Linked DNA regions of Homo sapiens: region 2 is linked to region 1. Evidence: chromatin contacts called from ENCODE Hi-C or POLR2A ChIA-PET data. All regions are on one chromosome and are shown on one strand. The core of a region is the stretch at or near the end of the contact, and the rest is flanking DNA. Distances in the headings are between cores, read along the strand shown.

Region 1 (4,942 bases), core at 599-3,098:
ATGAATATTGACAAAAACTCAAAGTGAGTATGTGCAAATAAAGATGGTTGCTTTAGAATGCGGGGCAGTTATGGGAGCTTTTCATTTAAAAAATGCTTTTTTATAGTGCCTACACAAATATTTCTAGATTTTGAAAACCAGCAAGACTCTCTGTCATCCAAAGACTGTATTGCCATCTGGTGGAAATGTCACAGGGTGCAGTCTAATGCAAATGGAGTATTTTTAGAAAAGGAAATGCAGATGTTTCTCTTTGAAGTCACAAATCCGCTCCATTCCAGGAAATTGAGTTGAGTTTTCTTGGAGCCAAATTCCATGAAGAATATACATGAGCCTCCTTTGTTAAACTCAGAAGTGGCTGGAAACAGTCAAATCGAAATTCCATCAACCAAACTTTGTTGAGGGTTCTATAATTTTCATTTTAGCCTTTCAAAATGTGGAGTACAACTATTCCAGGAATAAAATGATCAGAAGATCATAAAGGTGTCAGGTTAGGATAAACTCCAACTTGCTCTCCAGGGAAGAAGCCGCCAGCCTGGAAGCAAATGGTTACTCTTCTGTAATTCTTTCACTAGCTTTGCATACTTGATGTAGGTAGAGTCTATCTAGCTTGTTTATACAGCATGTAGACAACCTTCAGCAAATGATTTTGATTAACTAATATGCGTTCTCCCAAATACGCAGCAAAGTAAGTTGTGGCACTATTTCTGTTCTATTTGTTTGCTTGTTTGTTTGTTTATAGAGATATAGTCTCATGATGTTGCCCAGGCCAGACTCGAACTCCTAGGCTTAAGTGGTCCTCCTGCCTCAGCCTCCTGAATAGCTAGGATTAGAGACATGGCCACCACCCAGCTCAGCACTATTTATTCATAAGAAAATTTAGAAAGTTTATACCTCCTATTTAGCCTCTTCTTTAATGTAGAACATTGAGGGTTTGCACAAGGAATATAGAAGAAATTATATTAATGTTATTTTGAAAAATAAAAAATTACATTTGTGCCTCTCACAAAGTTATGGGTTGGACTCTCAGTTTCATTAGTTCAACTACAGTTACACTCTCGACTTTTTTAATTCTGGGTCTGGTCTTTTTCCAGGAGTGCCTTCTGGAAAGAGCTAGGAGCCTCTTCTGTCTCCCATCTTTCCCTGCAATCACCCACTCTCTCTCTCATCTGAATTACTGTCCTCCCCAGTCCCCACTTACTCTGTACACCACACCTAGACTAGTGATCACTTAGTAGGCACCAACCTGGGTTAGAGCTTTATGAAGATGGTGACTGCATTTTTCTACTTCCTTATTTTCAGTGCCTTATTTTCAGTCAAGTATTTGTTGAATGAATCAATGCAGGCATGCAAGAAATACTATCCTGGTTCCAAATGTGTGTGGACCATCACTTGGGAAGGTGACTGGGTATCAACTCTGATCCTTGTCAGTGCTTTTGTGGAGTTACTAGTTATCTCCAATACCCCTTCTCACCTTCATCCAGAGTAATAGAAATTTTGGCTGGGCTCCTAGCCCCCCACGATAGACTGCACTCCCTAGCCTCCCTTGCAGCCTGGATATGACCGTGAAACTAAATTACGGGCCATGGGAATGAGCAAAAAAAAAGTGAGGCGTGTAATTGTGTGCAATGACCGGCCTTAAAGGGTAAGGGGGTGCCCTTTCCCGCTTCCTGTGTGGGGGTGAGCATGGCATGGTGAACCATGTGGGACTCCTTGAAGGAGGGCAACAGAGTTTGGGGACAGAAAATCCCTGGCCTCAGATGACTCCACAGGCCAGACCTGTCCTGCCAGCACATCTTTGACATGAGCACATGAAACAGAAATAGACTTCTACCTTGCATAAGCCACTGTTATTTGGGGTCTTGACACACAGCTGAGCCCACATCCTGACTAATACAAGGCGTGCACTGCCCAAGGTGTGGCTGCTCATCAGAAGTGAGGAGGCTTGCAGACTACTGTAGTCAGCCAGAGTGACAGCTGTTGGGGACTCACTGAGCATAAAACCCTCCCAGTAATATATGTAAAAAGGAACAACAGTCACTGCCTTAGACAGATCAAGACAAGATCTCTATACATTCATATCGTATGAATGTATAGAGACTAGAGGTCATTCTGCAGAATGCTGTGATCGCATGAGTCAGACATACTGGCTTGGTCGGGGCAAAGGGACACATACTGCAAATAACTTTGAAGTTATTGTTTTTTAGTCCCCCCAAAATAGGTTCTTATTTAATTCATTTATTTCTGGCTCATTTCCCTATGCTTTACCTATATTTGTCCTTTGCTAAAGAATCTCTTGATAAATGTTCACCCAGTGCCCTTCCTGATTAATTTTCTCCAAGAACATCATGTCCTTAATTCAACGGCCAGGGTTATCACTCCTCAAGATTCTTAACTCTCCAAAACTAAGATTTAATACAAACCTGCTAGAAATCAGCTGAGTGGTATCTCCCGGGTTTCCAAACCTCAGAGCCTCAGCTTCCTCCTGCATGCACTGGAAAGGATGAACACCCTCCCAGATCTGACGATCTAAGAGTCCAATAGCTCTAGGGTGCCTTCATCGAATATATTCTCTTTCATGCACTCTCTCTATTGTGCACTTCATAGATTTCTTCTTCAACATATATTGATGGTTTTCTCCTACACTGTAAATTAGCACAGCCATAAATATGAAAATGTATACAAGTTGAATACGTGAACCTGATCAAAAAAAAAAGTACACATTAAAATTTGTGCAAAATAAGCTATAAGCTTCTCTAGAAAGCTCTGTTAAAAAGGTCCATTATTCTCATGACTTATTAATGGTTTCTCTCTCTCCTCCTAGCCAGTGGTAGTGTTCTAGCAGAATTTCAAAACCTGCCTTTGTCTCCTCTTCAGCCTCCTCGAGAATAAATTTTGAAAGCGGCTTACCCCTTTCCTACCCAAAACTCTATAGACATCTGACTATTCTGCAAATTAATAAGCAGGATTATCCCACAGATAATATAAGTGCTGTTTTAGGACCTAGATGCCTTAAATTGAATGTAAATAAATCTTTTCCTAATGAACTTACCTGGACCCGAGGGCTGCAGGCTGGACCCAGATACTGCGCAAACCAAGAATCAAGGACCAGCTAAATAAAATCAGCCTTCCTGCCATACAATTCCCCAGTGGATATGTCTGCAAAATAGCAGGAAGGGGAGGGAACAGAGGAAGGCCAAGATGTCTTCGAAGAGCTTCAAGAATTACGGCAACACTTAAATCAGGTAGCATCTTCTACCAGCACCACTTACTTTAGAAAAGTTAACTCCTTTTGAATGAAATGAGGGAATACTTTCAAGGGGAGTCTGAAGGAAGGAGTGCCCCAGGCAGGTTTCTTTTTCAAAGTGATGTTCATGCCTTTGCTTCAGTGCTTCTCCCTGACCTTGGGGTAATTATGGGCAACAGGACAAAACTGAAGGCTGCTAACAGTGGCTGGGTCTCATTTGGATCCCAGACCATTAGAATTCCTATCACTTAGATTTTCAGATGTGTGTGTCGTAATGCCTTACGAGTTTAGGCATTTGTGTAGGTAAGGATTCAGTGCCCATTCCCCTCTCACTCACAATCACACACTCCATCTAACGCGGAGAACGCGGTGCAACCATTTGTTCTATGCCAATCATGGATTCACTTTCCTCGTGTTTAGTAGTAACATTTATCTAAAACTTATGAATAGCTTCTAGAGGACAGAGGAGCCCAGCCCGGTTTCCCCAGATGCCGCGGTGCACCGAGCAGGAGCAGAGGCCACGCGGGAGCCGGGTGTGCGGGTGGGTACCGGCCGCGCCCCTGCTCGGAGGCGGCGACTCCCTCCCCCGCCTTACTCACACCGTGCCTCAGTTTCCCCGTCAGTGCAGCGGACAAGACAATGCCGAGGTCCCAGGCGGGCGGCAGGATCCAATTAGTCCGTGTAAAATGAGAGGCATCTGGCTTCTCCCGGGCACCCCGCAGCCTGCCCCGCCTCTTAGTGGCTAAAGGCAGGGAGCCCCTGAGTCCCAGCGCGGCTGGGGGCTCTCAGCAGTTCTGGCCGAGCTCCCTCCCGCCCGCGTCGCCTGGCCTCGAACCGCTGCACCGCGGGCGGCCCCGACGGGTTCCCGACCTCCCGCTGGGGACACCTGTCCCGCCGCCCGGCCCTTCCCCGCCTCCCGCGCCTCCGCCCCAGGGGAGCTCCGGGACAGGCCCACCTAGGCAGCCTGCCGGCGCAGACCCAGCGAGGGAAGGCCAGTCTCGGGCCTCCAACCGGACACGCGCTCCCCATTCCGGGCTCTCCCACGTCTGCACACTCCAGCCCAGCCACGCGGAGTGGCTTCCAGAACCTGCCCTGCGGCCCCGCTTTGCCAACACCCCACCCACCCCGTGGGCATGATCATCCTCACTGCAGGACCCTGCCGGGGCCTGGGGTCCGTGGGAAGCCGGCTCAGAAGTGAGACCCTGGCCCCCTGCTTACAGGGAAAAGGGCTCCATCCTCCGAGCGCTTCCTGACCACAGCGCCTCCAGCCTCCAGGGCTGGGCGGCCCAGGCTCAGCTGGGTTCACTCCAGCTTTGCCCCTCTCGCCCGTGCGGGGTAGGGGCGCGCTTGTTAGGTCATCTCCCCACAACTCTCCTGGAAGAAAATGCCACCCCCATCTCTTTCACTCCCTCCTATACATGGAGCCACCATGCTCTGCCCTGTGGGTTCTGGGGCTCGCCCCCTCCCCACCCTAGCGACCGCCCCTCCCCAGTGCAGCCCAAGGTCGGGGGGGAGCAGATCACTTTGGGAAGCAGGTGGATGTTAAGAAGAAACAAAAAGTGGGGAGTAACCACTTGGCAGCCTTCATAGGAATCCTTTTCTGATTACAGCCACAGCAAACCACGGGCTGTTGACTTAGCGTTTCTGAGCTGCTAATTAGAGAAGGAAATTCTATCTACTCACCCCCAAAGGGCAAGT
Region 2 (4,837 bases), core at 490-2,989, 320 kb after region 1:
TGCACTCACTCCTTCAGCATTTTGGATTTCAATATGTTTTCTTTCAGTGTCACTTTGTTATCATGTAAATCAAGCTTCTCTAACCAGTGGGCCGCAGGCTGCATGTGGCCCAGGGAAGCTTTGAATGTGGCCCAACACAAATTCGTAAACTTTGGTAAAACATTATGAGGGGTTTTTTTTTTTGCGATTTTTTTTTTAATCTCATCAGCAGTTGTGTTAGTGTGTTTTATGTGTGGCCCAAGACAATTCTTTCAATGTGACCCAGGAAAGCCAGAAGGTTAGACACTCCTGATGTACATGATGAGTATATTACAAAAACCTTCCTGCTTTTTTGTACATTTAATCTGTTCTATATTCCTGAATTTCAAATTTAAGTTTTTATTTAAAAATTACTGGTCAGAAGCTTTTTTGTTTGTTTGTTTCATTTTTTTGTTTGTTTGTTTTTGGTGCAAATTCTCATTATCACCAAAAAAAAAAAAAAAAAAGTTTCATTCTAAAGTTCATACACCCTAGAATCCAGCTTGTAGACAGTGGATTTCACAATATTCCTATCTGAAATTCTTTCTTAGTTCTGTTCTCTTCCTATCTCTGGCAGAGTTCCCACAATTTATAAGACTTGCTACAAAACCACTAATTGAATTGCAACCCTTGGTTAGTTAATTGAGGTCAAATTATTAGTTCTAAATAATGCAACTTGGTATGTTACTCAGAAATTCCAGGAAAAGGCTTTTTTTCCATAATTTTCAGTTTCATTCTTAGCAGCACACAACAATCACGTTGTTCAGCTCAGGAACAAAATACTAAGTCACTGGTCGTTTAAAAAGCATATTGTCCCAATTAGAAACCCCAATTTTTTGCATGTGTTTTATGAAATCTGAATCCTAGAAATTAAGTTCTGAGTGTTAGAAAATTTCAACTTCTTCACTCTATAAAAACATAGTGGGTTGTAACAACTTCTTACCTTGGTACGGATTAGACAAGGCAGGATAACTGATACGACTTCACATCGAAGTTAAATCTAAGTGTGCAAAGCACAGCATTCTTACCCTCAGAGAGTGCACAGTCTTGTTTGAAGGCAGCCATATAAAGCTATCATTATAATCCATTTTGGTAAAAACAATTTGATGAGATGCCTGAAGGCCTGTGGAAGCACAGAGTAAGGGATTTCATTCATTGCAGGGGGCTCAGGAAGGAATTCCTGGGGAAGGAGACACCTGCAGTTCGTCTCAAAGAATGATGAGGTATTAGATTAAGGATGTGTAGGCTTTTCTAAACCCACTTTCACCTTAATTTTACTAATTTATCGCACTGAGCTTTCCTTCCAATGATACTGTTCTACTTACTGTAGAGTGATCAGTTACCCCATTTGCAAGGAACTTTGCTGGTTTCAACCCTGAAAGTCCCATATCCTGAGATACCCTTCATTCCTGGGTCAGTCAGACACCTGGTCCCCCAAATGTACTGCCTCCCAGTTGTACTGTGTGTCGTTGACTGTTGCTTTGCTCTTGCCAGTTTCTTATCTAGAATGAGCGATTACCTTATCATTGCCTTGAATTCCTCATGGGACCCGCACAGACGCTTGTACCCAGTAGATGCTCATGAAGTGGGTATATGCATAAATGTTGGTACCTCTTCCTCTGTAGACAGCACTGAAATACAGATCACTGAAATGACTGACTCAAGAGCCATATGACAGCACCAAGGTTAGGCCGATTCCCATGTCTTGGGCCCTTGTTTCCTTCTTGGTTATAAAAGGTCTTATAGTGCCCTCTGGTGGTGTCAGGAAGCTGTCTAATCCCCTGAATTACAAGGCAGAAATCATGCCTTCTCTTCTGTATTCAGTGCGAGTCATAAGAAGACCATTACTACTAATGTCAGTGCCTGTGAACTGGACTTGACCTTTTGATTAAACAATCTCATTCATTTCATGATTCTGAGATGCTGAAACAATGAAATTCCCTATCCCTTCTAGAGCACATGAGGTTGGATAGGTGATATCAAATGTTGAACTTACTTTGCAACTGGTTACAGGCTTCATATCCAGTCTCATCGCAGAGATGATTCAAGCCTCTGCTTATGTGGCTCATCCAAATGTAACCCCCAGCTCCTCTGGCCCCCTAATTCCTCCATTAGAACATTAAACTGCAGAGGGCGTGTGGTAGCCCATCAGTCTTCTGATGAATGGAATTGGCTGATGGTCTAAGTCATCGTAGCCTCCCTTGTCCCGGGTGGAATCAACTCTTTGACCCTTTACCTATGGCTGTCTGTGGGAATCCCTTCTCACTGGAAATGATGTAGGGGCAAATAAAAATAGAACCCATCAAGAACATGGGGCGTAGGAGCAGAAGAGAGATGTTTCTGTTTGCATGGGGTCAGATTCTGCACTTGATAGGGATACGCTAAATTGGGATCTGATCTCAAGATCTTTAAAAAATGTCCTCCTCTTGTTCCTCTCTTGCCTTTGGCCTCTGTGGCCTTGGAGGTAATGGCATTGACTGATGTCTAAAGATTTTTGGGATTTATTTACAGTCAGGGTCGTGAGGCCCAGGAATTGGAGTCAGATGCCTGGGGTACAGATGCCCATTGTGCTTCTCTGTTCATTAGTTTACTGCAGTGGAGAAGAGTGTGGGCTTTGTGGGGACAGCTGCAGGACTCCCAGGCAAATGACCTAACCTGCCTGAGTATCCATCTGGTTGTCTGAAAAATGCAAGTCATTCTGTGACCTCTTAGGTTTCTGTGTGTACTCAGTGACGTTATGTTTTCCAAGACCTTAGGGCAGAGGCCTGACATATAGTAAGTACTTAAAAGTTGGTAGTCTTTTATGGTTATTATCATAATCTATCATTCATTCATCCAGTAACTATTTATTGAGAACGGGGGGCTGAGACATGTAGGCTATCACTTGAAGGCTAAGCAGGTCTTGGCCTGATGGGAAAGGTTAAGGGGGAGCAGGATTTTCATTTTTCAGGGGAGGGCCATGGACCCAGGTGTGGGGTTGAAGGGTTTGGACACAGATGTGCATGATGGGGAAAGCATGGACAAGATCTGAGGGGAAGGGATGGACACAGGTGTGTGGGGAAGGCATGGACACAGGTGTGTGGGAAAGTATGTATACAGGTGTGTGCAGTAAAGATATGGATACAGGTATTGGGGGAAGGTGTGGAAGTGGATGTGTGGGATGGGCATGGGTGCAGTAGTGTGTGGTTGTCAGGGCACGTGGGAAGAGGAAAAAGATGCCGAATTTGTTTAATTTGAATTCTTACCTCTGAATTTTTTTTTTTTTTTTTTTTGAGACGGAGTCTCACTCACTCTGTCGCCCAGTTTGGAGTGCAGTGGCGCAATCTTGGCTCACTGCAACTTCTGTCTCCCAGGTTCAAGCGATTCTCCTGCTTCAGCCTCCCGAGTAGCTAGGATTATAGGTGCACATCACCACGCCTGGCTAATTTTTGAATTTTTAGTAGAGATGAGGTTTCATGATATTGGCCAGGCTGGTCTCGAACGTCTGACCTCAGGTGATCCACGTGCCTCGGACTCCCAAAGTGTTAGGATTACAGGCGTGAGCCACTGCACCCAACCCTGAATTTCTAATATACTTCAGCAGCATCCTCACTTCTCTCTGCTGTATGGCCAGTTGGAAAAAGACCCCCACCAATGTGTTTCCTTCTCAGAGGCTGCCCTGGCATGTCCTTGCTGAGTCCTTCCCGCCTGTGTCTAGGTGGCCCTGTGAGGCTCTCAGTTAGTGTTTGGGCGTCTCAGCCCTCCTGGACAGGAGGCAGCTGCCAGCATGTGGGGCTCCATCTCTGCTCCTCATGCTTATTCCTGCGTGTGCCAGCACTTGGTTTGAGTATTCGGTATGTTGGATTCAACACAGGCTGCCATTTTAATGTCATGCTTTTGAAATCGTTGTGAGGTTTTCTTTTGGTATTTCCTAATTATTTTTTTTTCCATTTCAAATAAGAAGAAAAGATAGTGTTGAATGATACCTAGATATTTTCATTCCAGCGGTTTTTTTCCTAGTCTCACCTACACAGGTTCCAGTGAGCTCAGGAGTTTACCTTCATGTCCGTGGCACAGCCCATAATTACCCTTCTCTGTCCAGGGATGTATATTTGCATCTTTCCTTCAACTTATGAAGTGAATGGAGGGGAAATGTACAGTTTTAATTGAGTTTGAAGTAGCTTTCATCTGACCAGCCCTGTGCTGGAGCGTGCCTCTTCTTCTGTGAGCAGAGGGGCTACTGCGTGGGAAATGGCTAAACCGCCTGCTTTGTCTTTCACTGCAGCCCGTGGCCACCCAGGAGCCCGATGTGCAAGGCAGGTGTGAGTGCCAGGACGGCATTCCTGGAGATGAAGGCCTGGAGCTGCGGTCTGCGGACTCGGCAGTGCCCGTGGCCATGACCCAGGCTGCCGTGCGGCCCTGGGCACCCTGCCTGGAGAACATGACCACTGCCCCAAACGGCCTCGGGCCAGGCCCCGCAGCCCCCTGTGCAGGCTCGGACCTGAAAGACGCCAAGATGGTGACCTCCCTTGCGTGTGGAAATGGAGTCTGTGGCTGCAGCCCTGGTGGCGACACGGACACCCAGGAAGCCAAACTCAGCCCAGCCAAGCTTGTGCGCCTCTTTTCCACCAGTCGGAAGAGGACGGGTGCCCACCCCGAGCGGCCCCACTCCATGGTCCTGGTGGGGAACTCCTCCACATGGAACACCCTCGCCTCCTTCCGGAAAATGGGATCCTTTAAGAAACTGAAGTCCTCAGTCCTGAAAGGAATTCAGAGCCGAGAGGGGTCAAATGCCTGTTCAAAGGGAGAGGCTTCGGAGCATGGCCTGGGAAAGTCCATC

Evidence for each region. Hi-C counts contacts between places; a loop is a spot of excess contacts on that map. ChIA-PET counts read pairs that join two places held with the same protein, here RNA polymerase II (POLR2A). Pooled maps may share reads with other maps.
Region 2: a loop to region 1 is called in a pooled map, with 5 times the contacts of the local background. The contact joins two enhancer-like sites. A Hi-C loop is called at or near these places in 10 of 168 maps with a recorded cell type or tissue (CD14-positive monocyte, GM12878, GM13976 and 6 more) and 8 of 50 pooled maps. POLR2A ChIA-PET finds 5 or more read pairs at or near these places in 3 of 52 experiments (activated CD4-positive, alpha-beta T cell, activated T-cell and naive thymus-derived CD4-positive, alpha-beta T cell).

Annotation. Positions count from the first base shown.
Region 1 is chr13:23,899,568-23,904,509 of GRCh38, forward strand. No RefSeq gene overlaps it. Among named protein-coding and RNA genes, the nearest start is that of C1QTNF9B, 4.5 kb to the left of the region's middle. RefSeq lists an enhancer at 3,893-4,392. Within about 2 kb of position 1,849, at least 2 of the 41 ENCODE cell types and tissues checked have a DNase peak (open chromatin) inside an H3K27ac peak, as active enhancers do.
Region 2 is chr13:24,218,537-24,223,373 of GRCh38, forward strand. It overlaps SPATA13 (spermatogenesis associated 13), which reads left to right. Exons shown (of 13, transcript NM_001166271.3): 2 at 4,283-4,837. The coding sequence starts at 4,394. Among named protein-coding and RNA genes, the nearest start is that of SPATA13-AS1, 33 kb to the right of the region's middle. RefSeq lists enhancers at 2,555-2,849, 4,723-4,837. Within about 2 kb of position 1,740, at least 9 of the 41 ENCODE cell types and tissues checked have a DNase peak (open chromatin) inside an H3K27ac peak, as active enhancers do.